Linked DNA regions of Homo sapiens: region 2 is linked to region 1. Evidence: read pairs that join two places in POLR2A ChIA-PET (ENCODE). Cell type or tissue: Panc1. All regions are shown on one strand. Region 1 overlaps FAF1 (Fas associated factor 1). Region 2 overlaps FAF1 (Fas associated factor 1).

The links. Peaks named below come from ENCODE experiments on the same cell type or tissue, not always from the same donor. Only the 100,000 strongest peaks of a DNase experiment are listed, where the experiment ranks them.
Region 2: POLR2A ChIA-PET joins it to region 1 with 10 read pairs; 2 of 35 experiments call an interaction of 5 or more read pairs at or near these places.

Annotation. Positions count from the first base shown.
Region 1 is chr1:50,601,542-50,606,541 of GRCh38, reverse strand. The region is part of intron 8 of FAF1 (Fas associated factor 1); the gene reads left to right. Among named protein-coding and RNA genes, the nearest start is that of FAF1-AS1, 160 kb to the right of the region's middle. RefSeq lists an enhancer at 1,997-3,196. In Panc1, CTCF peaks have their summits at 617, 849 (motif pointing right) and 1,812 (motif pointing right); DNase peaks (open chromatin) are centred at 881 and 2,521; H3K27ac peaks cover 1,465 bases.
Region 2 is chr1:50,501,036-50,506,035 of GRCh38, reverse strand. All of the region lies in intron 15 of FAF1 (Fas associated factor 1), which reads left to right. Among named protein-coding and RNA genes, the nearest start is that of FAF1-AS1, 62 kb to the right of the region's middle. In Panc1, no CTCF peak of the experiment used is centred here; no DNase peak of the experiment used is centred here.

The sequences.
Region 1 (5,000 bases):
GGCAACAAGAGTGAAACTCCGTCTCAAAAAAAAAAAAAAAAAAAAAAAAAAAGCAACTCTCACAGCTACAATATATCTAAACAAAAATGCTCTCCACAGGTTGGCACTCACAAGAATGTTATGTGGGAAATGATAAGAAACCCTTCTCTCTTTATAATTTAAATTTGTTCACTTAGGAAGAAATTTTTCTTTAACATTGGTCGGCATCATTTGGATATCTTTGGTATGGAAAAGACTGAATAATATATTTGGTTGTTATATGTTTTAGAACATATACTAATACAGTTAAATTTAATTGACATAAGTTGATATAAAATACTTAAATGATACCAATTCTGTCATCTAGGCTTAGATTCTTAAAAATAATTGGGCATTGCAACTGAAAACACCTATATGATAATCCTTCTGGCAAGGACACAAAGATGAGGTGGTGTGTGATTTTTATTTTTTTAAAGTTGAAAATCTAGTCCACTATGCTACATATTTTTTCACTTATCTCTTTATTGCTGTCAACAAAGATATTATTCCCATTTCTCAGACAAGGAAACTGAGATGTTTTGAGATAAGCAGCTTTCCTGAGAAATGACATTAGTTATCAAAGCCTGGCTCCAAGGCCAGGTTATTTGGATCCAAGTGCCTGACATATAATAACTTAATATTTATTGAATAAGTTATCAACTCTGAGTAACTATATGGTTAGTATAACATTCAACAAATAGTTCTAAATTATCAAATAATATGAGGAAGAAAAGCAGAGTCAAGAGAAATCTGCACATATTCCAGATCTCTCTTTCCCCCTCACCCTTCTTACTGGTTATAGGCAATGTGTTTAATATGTTCTTTTCCCTCTTCTGCCCTCCACCAGAGGGTGCTCATAAGCAACTAAATGGCATAAAGCTGTAGTGATAGGAACTGTGAAAGAAGGGCTATTTTAATTCACAGTGTGGATTATTGGCCTCTGTGAAAAAAAAAAAAAGTTGACTTTGAAACAGAGTTCTTGATTGAGCTGAAATAACTTTGGTTTAAAGTTGCCTTACAAATAACATCTTGAGCACTTACTTACCTGAGGATAGTACTTTTTTATATAGGTAAAGTTGACCATTCTCTCTAAAAAGGTATGAGGGACTATGCCATTAGACAGTGTTAGGCTGGTCTGGGTTGTATTTCTTATTGTGTAACTTAATGCTCTTCAGAAGTATTTTAATGACGTAAAATACTTCAGAACCTCTTCTAGTGTACTCACTAAAATCAATAAGTAATGAAGTACAAGAATATTGATGTCTGTGTTTAGTTATAAAAGCATATCCATTTAGAAATTGTGCTAATTCTGTTACAGTGAGCAGCTCTTTATCTCGCTATGACATAATCTGGTTTTAGGGGATGAAATGCCCTAGAAGATTAAAAAAACAAACAAACAAAAAAACCTTTTATATTGAGCAACCTCTGTTTGATAGCCAAAATCTCAAGATAATGTTGGGACAGTATAAGGAAGCATAAAAGTGGGTAATTATAATGTGGAAAATAGCATCAGGTGATTCTCCTTGATTTTGAGAGTCCCACCAGATTAAATGAAAGAAACCAAAAAAGTAAGTCAGGAGCATTTAAAATTACTATATATATTTCCAAAAGCTTTTAAAAAGAAAATATGAGATAATTAAATCAAGATATTTGTTAGTATTTTACAATTAACTGTAACATCTTTAAAAAACACATAGCTGGCTGGGTGTGGTGGCTCACACCTGTAATCCCAGCACTTTGAGAGGCCAAAAGGGGGAGCCCAGGAGCTCAAGACCAGCCTGGGCAACATGATGAGACTCCATCTCTACAAAAAATAAGGAGACCCTCATTTCTACAAAAAATTAAAGAATTAGCTGGGCATGGCAGCATGCACCTGCAGACTCAGCCACACAGGAGGCTGAGGTGGGAGGATTGCTTGATGCTGGGAGATCGAGGTGGCAGTCGGCCGTGATTGTACCACTGCACTCCAGTCTGGGTAACAAAGCAAGACTGTCTCAAAAAACAAAAAAAGAAGAAAAAGAAAAACCGAGATTAGGAGTCAAGAAGAGAACATGCTTGTGCTATCATTAAGCAGATGTGAGACTTGGGACAAACACTTTACCTCTCTATACCTCAGTTTCTTTTCCTGTTAAGTGAGAGGATTAGACCCTTATCTTGTGAGGAGAAACTGCCTTTCATTTGGAATCTGTTGGGGATGGTGGGATCACTGATAGAAGTTTAAGAGAAGGCTGCTGATACCTTCTCTCTGGAAATTCTTATTACTAGCTTGGAATGGGGCAAGGGAGATGCTGAGTGGTGGAAGATATGGCAGTAGCACTTGACTCAGCTAAGGCTTCAAGATCTCCTGGTTGGGATACAAGCAACTGATGAATTCTGAGGACTCTTCCAAATCTAGTATCTTGTGTGTAAAATGAAGCCATGTATAGCAGCCATCCTTGTTTCTTCCAGCTCCGGTTGCTTACATGGTAGTGTTTGTGTTTATGTACATAGCAAAAAGCCTGAGAACTTGTAACTGTTGGTGTTTATTTCATTAAACTTTACCAACTTGCCAAATCAATTGAGGACTATAACGCAGCAAGGCCAGGCAGAGAACACAGTTTTTTGAGCTATTTACACAGGAGTTTTGTTGATAATTGATCTTGACCTGCACATGTCTTTTAATATTCTGTTGGTTCCAGAATATTATTAGTCACTTCCTTTTTAACAGTGTGCTTTTTTATGAGGTGACTAAACTGCTGTTTAACCCTGCTACAAGAATGTGGCAGTGGGCTAGTCCAGACAAGTGCATGTACACTTGGTAACTAGCATTCTTGATAAGCTTGCTTCAACCTGCCACAAATTAAAGCTCTGTGTGACTTTTCTAGCACATAAGTGACAAAAAAAATGGCTGGGGGAAGGGCAGAAGAAACCTCGGATTGTGAATAAAAATAAGCTTTTTAGAGTTGCGCTTTGGTTGGCAGTAAATGAAATTTTAGCCTCATGACTCAGTTCGGTTTAAAACTACCTCAGTAATCTATTTAGCTGAACAGTAAGCATCTGAAAATTTAAAAGGGGTATTCTAGAAGTCATCTTCAGGACTCCTTACTATAAAAAACCTTATCTACGTTGGAAATGTGATGTAATAGAAAACTCCATGGCTTTTGGAGTTAAATCTGGTTTGCCATCTGGTACCTGATTTATCTTGGACAGGTTACTCCACTACTCTAAGGTTGTTTTATGATTTGTACAATCACGATAGTCTTTAATTTACAGAGTTGTCATGTATGGTAGACATATGTTAAGCACTTACTATGTAGTTTCTGACTAATGGATGGTATCTAGGAGTAGCTGTTTTAATTAAGCCAAAGAAAGTAATTACTGGTTATCAGATAGTAAGACAAGATATCTTAGAGCCTTAATAGTTGTTCGATTGGATACTTTTTAAATGGTTGTGAGATAAAGTGCCTGAGTTTTAATTTTGGTTCACCAGTCAGTACCTGTTTGACTTTGGGCAACCTTCTTATTCTGTGTGAGATTTAGTAACCTCATCTCTAAAGTGGGGATTATAATCCTTACCTGGCAGAGTTATTGTGAGAATTAAGTGGGGTAGTGCGTGTAAAGCACTTTGTGTAATAACAATACATACTGAGCTCTTAATAGTAGCAGTTATTATACAACTGCTTTTTAAAATACGGAATGGTTTCATGGGTGTATGTATATATATGTCAAAAAGCAATACTTTAGGCTGGGTGAGGTGGCTCCTATCTGTAATCCCAGCATTTTGGGAAGCCGAGGCGGGCAGATCACTTGAGGTGAGGAGTTCAAGATCAGCCTGGGCAACATGATGAAACCCCATCTCTACAAAAATACAAAAATTAGCCGGACTTGGTGGCATGCACCTGTAGTCCCAGGTACTCAGGAGGCTGAGGCAGGAGAATCGTTTGAACCTGGGAGACGGAGGTTGCAGTGAGCTGAGATCACACCACTGCACTCCAGCCTGGGTGGCAGAGTGAGACTCTGTCTCAAAAAAAAAAAAAAAAAGCAATACTTTATATGAGGATATAAATGCATATATTAATAGCACTGAATACTGCCTTATTGAAGTATAATTGACCTGTAATAAACCATACATTTTTTAAGTGTACAGTTGGATACATCTTGACATACAAATACACAGATTAAAAAGATCATCAGTGCAGTGTAGTCAGTGCTAATATCCGGTAGCATTCCCAAATCTGGATGAAATTACATCAGTGTCTTGTGAGGACGATGACAAGCTTGAGATATGGTTTTTAAAAAATGTCTCATATTAATTGTTCTTCTTAAAACACAAGAGAATTGTATTTTACAAACTGAGTGAATAAAAGATAAAAACAGTAAAGCTGTAGTTTGAATCTCGTTCACTTGTGTTACTGGGTGTGTCACATGCAGAGCAAGGAGTCTGCAGGTGACATAACCAAATCTCCTTAGTGATGTATGAAGATCATAGCCCATTAGGGCTAGAAGGGATCTGAGAGGCCATTTAGTTGGTCGTACCTATATTTTACAAAAGGAGATGTTAAGACTCTTGGTTACTGACCCAAGGTCCCATAACAGGTTTTATAGCTTCCAATACTCTTAAAATGTCTTATTCTTTGTCATTTATAATTAGAAAAAAAGACAGACTGCAAGCATGTATTTGGGGAGGGTTAAAATTTGGCTATAAAATAAAAAATACTTTGAAGAACTAATTCATATGTATATGAATATATGTATATATGAATATATGTATACATATGAATATATATGTGTATATATGAATATATGTGTGTATATGAATATATATAGTGTGTGTGTGTATATATATATATATGAATATATATGTATTGTTTGAGACTGAGTCTCACCCAGGCTGGAGTGCAGCGGCTCAATCTCAGCTCACTGCAACCTCTGCCTCCCGGGTTCAAACAGTTCTCCTGCCTCAGCCTCCCGAGTGCCTGAGAGTACAGGCTCCCGCCACCATG
Region 2 (5,000 bases), 100 kb after region 1:
CACATGTAAAGGCTGCTCTGAGACCTTTGACTTTAAATCTTTCACACTAGTGTCAGAACTAAATTATAGCTTCTGATTTTTTTGTAATGAACAGATTAGTTACTCTTTCCATTTGACCTTTCCTTTTCCTGAAGCTCTCCCTAGATTTTCTAAACTTTAAATCCCATTAGGATTTTATTCCCTGCTTAGTGAAAGTTGAAAGTTTAGAAGGCTGAAACCAACATTTATATTGATTTTAAAGGTCAGCAAAGTTTTTCTATAAAGGGCTAGATAGTAAATATTTTTGGCCTTGGGGACCATATACTTTCTGTCACAGCTACTTAACTCTGTCATTGTAGCACAAAAGCAGCCATAAACAATATGCAAATGAATGAATATAGCCATGTTTCAATAAAGTTTTATTTACAAAAACAGGCCACAAATCAGTTTTGGCCCAAAGACCATACATAGTTTACTAACCTGTGATTGAAAGTAAGCATTTTTCTATTGTCTTATCTGTCTCCTTTCAGGAAGGAATCCTGACCAGAGAAGTATCCACAGAACATAGTATTCAGCTTTTATCAGTGACCATTATATCATCTCTTTGTTACACTCACATACACACACCCCCAAAATTCTCTAGACCATTTAGCTGGATATACCACATAACAAGGCTGCCATTTTGGAGAGGAATAGGTGTTTGGCTGTCTCTCTCTATTGCCTTTCTCAGAATGTATGCTCTCAGTGAACATGTTCCTGTGTAAGGAATTTCCATGTCCATTTGGGAACCTATTGTGAGGTGTCTGTTCAAAAGCCCAGGTCTTGTCTTCCAAACTCCTGACTGGCTGCTAAAGGATTAGGTCCCAGTTCTGGTATTTAACCATTCTTCTCCCCCAGTGTGGATTAACTTCCCCCATTCATGTCTTTCCTGAAAGCAAAAATAACATCCCAACCACTCTTCAGCAGTGTTAGATATATTACCTTAATCAAAATATTCTTGCTTTCTATAAGATCAGTAAGATCCCCCACTCAGAAGACTTCTACAGTCTTACAAGCAGTGCTTTTCAAAATTTAATCTGCATATGATAGGAGTCACCTGGAGGTCTTATTAAAGTTCATATTTCTGATGCAGTTATTCTGAAGTGTGGGGCCCAAGATTCTCCTTTTGTGACAAGCTCCAAATTGATTTCAATACTGCTTGTCCTTGGACCATACTTTGGTTAACAAGGTTCTAAGTACTATTTCTATTACTATAACCTAGTCATCCAGGGTCTTATCATTGGATCAGCAGCATTAAGAATCAGGGCTGGTATTCTATAGGTGAGGTGGCTTCAGTGATCTAGTCCTTGACTATGATGAGGACAACCAATTTATTTGTTTATTCAGTTTAGGAGTTTCTTTAAAACTGGGTGTTACCATTTGAAATTGATGTTGGGTACTTGTCTTTCATCTATACTAGAAAATTCAAAAACATGATCTCTTTAGGTATGGTTCATCCACTGTATTCTCTTCTAGACTTCCTAGTAGATGCATATTAGATACTCTTGACTGTGTCTTCCATGTCTCTTAACTTCTCTTTCATATTTTATTTTTCTGTATCTCTGTGTTGCAATTTAGATAATTTCTTGAGATTACTCACATTTCATTAATTCTCCCTTTACCTATGTCCAAGCTACTGTTTCATTGAAATTGATGTTGGGTACTTGTCTTTCATCTATACTAGAAAATTCAAAAACATGATCTCTTTAGGTATTGCTTAATCCACTGTATTCTCTTCTTTTAGGCTTCCTAGTAGATGCATATTGGATACTCTTGACTGTATCTTCCACATCTCTTAACTTCTCTGTCATATTTTATTTCTCTGTATCTTTCTGTGTTGCAATTTAGATAACTTCTTGAGATTACTCACATTTCATTAATTCTCCCTTTACCTATGTCCAAGCTACTGTGTCATCCATCTATTAATTTTTTGCAGTATTAATCATTTATTTTCTAAATGTATATTGAGGTACAATTGATATACAATAAACCACACCTATGTAAAGTATATAATTTGACAAGTTTTGACATATGTATACACCCATGAAATCCTTACCACAATCAAAATAGTGAACTATCACTCTCAAGGGCTTCCTCTTGTACCTTTGTCATCCCTCTTTGCTGTCTCTGTCTGTCAAGCCAAGTCCCACATATCCACTGAACTTTCTGTCAGCATAGATTTGTTTGCGTTTTCTAGAATTTTATTAAAAATTAAACCATATGGTATATACTCATTAGTCTGGCTACTTTCATTCAGTGTAATTATTTTGAGATTCTCCACATTGTTGCATATATCAATAATTCATTCCTTTTACTTGCTGAATAGTATTCCACCACATGGATATACCACCATGTTACTTTTTTTTTTGTTTTGGTTTTAGCAATTTTTTTTTTTTTTTTAAAGAGACAGGGAATCACTCTGTTGCCCAGGCTGGAATGCAGTGGTGCAGTCATACCTCACTGCAGCCTCAAACTCTTGGGCCCAAGTGAGTCTCCTCAGGCTCCTATAGCTGGGACTACAGACACACACTACTACACCCAGCTAATTGTTTTAAATTTTTGGTAGAGTCAGGGGTCTTGCTGTGTTGCCTAGGCTGTTCTCAAACTCTTAGCCTCAAGCAATTCTACCTTTGCCTCCCAAAGTGCTGAGATTACAGGTGTGAGCTGCTGCACCTGGCCCATTAACAATATCTATACAATTTTTTATGGAAATGGAATTTACATAAGATACAGTTAACCACTGTAGTGTATACAATTCAGTGGCATTTACTGTATTTGCAATATTGCACAACTACCATTTAGCAATTATTAACAGTGTTAATAGGATAATTTAACCTTTATATTTAAAAATTTTGCATAACTGCCTTTTTAAAAATAAGAGCAAGGTGCAGTGGCTCATACCTGTAATCCCAGCTACTCAGGAGGCTAAAGCAGGAGGACTGCTTGAGGCCAGGAGTTTGAGACCAGCCTGAACAACATAGCGAGACCCCATCTCTAAAAACATTTTTAATATAATAATTAGAATAATTAGCCTGACATGGTGGTGCACACCTGTAATCCAAGCTCCTCAGAGGCTGAGGCAGGAAAAAAAAATCACTTGAGCCCAGGAGTTTAAAACTGCAGTGAGCTATGGTCATGCCACTGCACTGCAGCCTGAGTGACAGAGTGAGACCCTGTTTCTTTAAATTAGAAAAAAAAAGTTTAAAAACACAGCAAAATAGCTCAAATACAATATATTGTATTTTTCTTTCTGAGTAGCCCATCATGCACACATACACCTAAGAAAGCTTGAATATTCAGCTATACTAAAATACAGTATTCCAACAGACCCCAACACTTTATTATTAGCTAACCTGGATCTTAAAACAGGCTGCTGACATATACGGCAAGTCCAGCCTCCAGCAGCCACTGAGCACTATGATATGGTTATACAATTTATACTTGTGAGTCAACTGCCTGACCTTAGTTCCTGTCAAACAGTCAATGAAACCAATACTGTACTTTTACCTAATTCACTCGGAATGCTCATGTGCCCCCAGTCTCCAGTGAAAAGACTGTCAGTCTTTGATACAACCCTGTATGTGACCATCATAATTTTTGCTAATAAAATCAAGCGGGCTAAGCTATGAATGGGTAGTTTCAGTTCTCACTAAATTGTTTCTTCTCTCCATATCCTGTTTTAGGAGTGAGGCTGAGCAGTCTCATGTAACCTTGCATTTCCTTGCTGTCTTCTTGGGTTTTAAGAGTCTGCCTTGTGTTGCTGACCCTAAGTCACTCAGTTCTAAGCACACTCTTCCTTTGAGTCTCTAACTGAGAGTTGGTCTTTATTAGAGAACTCAGTTCTCCAAACCCAGTTATGATTGGCTTAAAGTTGATGTGAAAGCCACTGATAAAGGGCTTATTATGCCTATTTTTTGAAATCTTATGATGATAAATAGTTACATTACAACAGAGGTTACCACACCTGTCTGCTCTGTACAATAAAAGCCACTACTGCTGCTTTCTATAGTGTTTATATTTTTCACAATTTTTTGAATGTTCACCTGTTGATGGATATTTGGATTATTTCCTAGTTTTTGGCTATTACAAATAAAGCTGCTATGAACATTTGTGTACACATTTTATATAGGCATATGGTAATATGGTCATTTGTCTTGGGTAACTACTTACTTAAGACTGGAATGACTGGATCATACATACAGTAGATAGATGCATAACTTTCTAACAAACTGCCGAAGTGTTTTCCAAAGTAGTTTTACCATTTTACGTTCCCAACAGCAGTGTATAAGAGAGTTCCAGTGCCTCCACATCCTCATCAACATTTTGTATAGTTAGTCTTTTCTTTTTTTTTTTTTTTGAGACGGAGTCTTGCTCTGTCACCCAGGCTGGAGTGCAGTGGTGCAATCTCGGCTCACTGCAGTCTCCACCTCTTGGGTTCATGCCATTCTCCTGCCTCAGCCTCCCGAGTAGCTGGGATTACAGGTGCCTGCCACCACGCCCAGCTAAATTTTTGTATTTTTAGTAGAGACAGGGTTTCACCATATTAGCCAGGATGGTCTTGACCTGACCTCGTGATCCGCCTGCCTTGGCCTTCCAAAGTGCTGAGATTACAGGCGTGAGCCACTGCGCCTGGCCTGGTTAGTCTTTTAAACTGAGACATTCTAATAGGTGTGTAGTAGTGTCTCACTGTGGTTTTAGTTTGCATTTTCTTGACGATTAATGAGACAGCATTTATTTTTCGACATGCTTATTTGCTGTCTATGTGTCTTTTGATGAAGTGTCTGCAAATCTTTTCTCCATTTTAAAATTGGGGTCCTTTTATTTTTGTATTTTGAAAGTTCTTTATGTGTTTTAGATACAAGTCTTTTACTTGAAATGTGATTTGCAAAGATTTTTCTCTCAGTCTATGGTTTTGTCACTATGACTTTCTTTTTCATAAATACCAACTTATTTCAATGTACTCTGCAGTGAATATTTTGCAT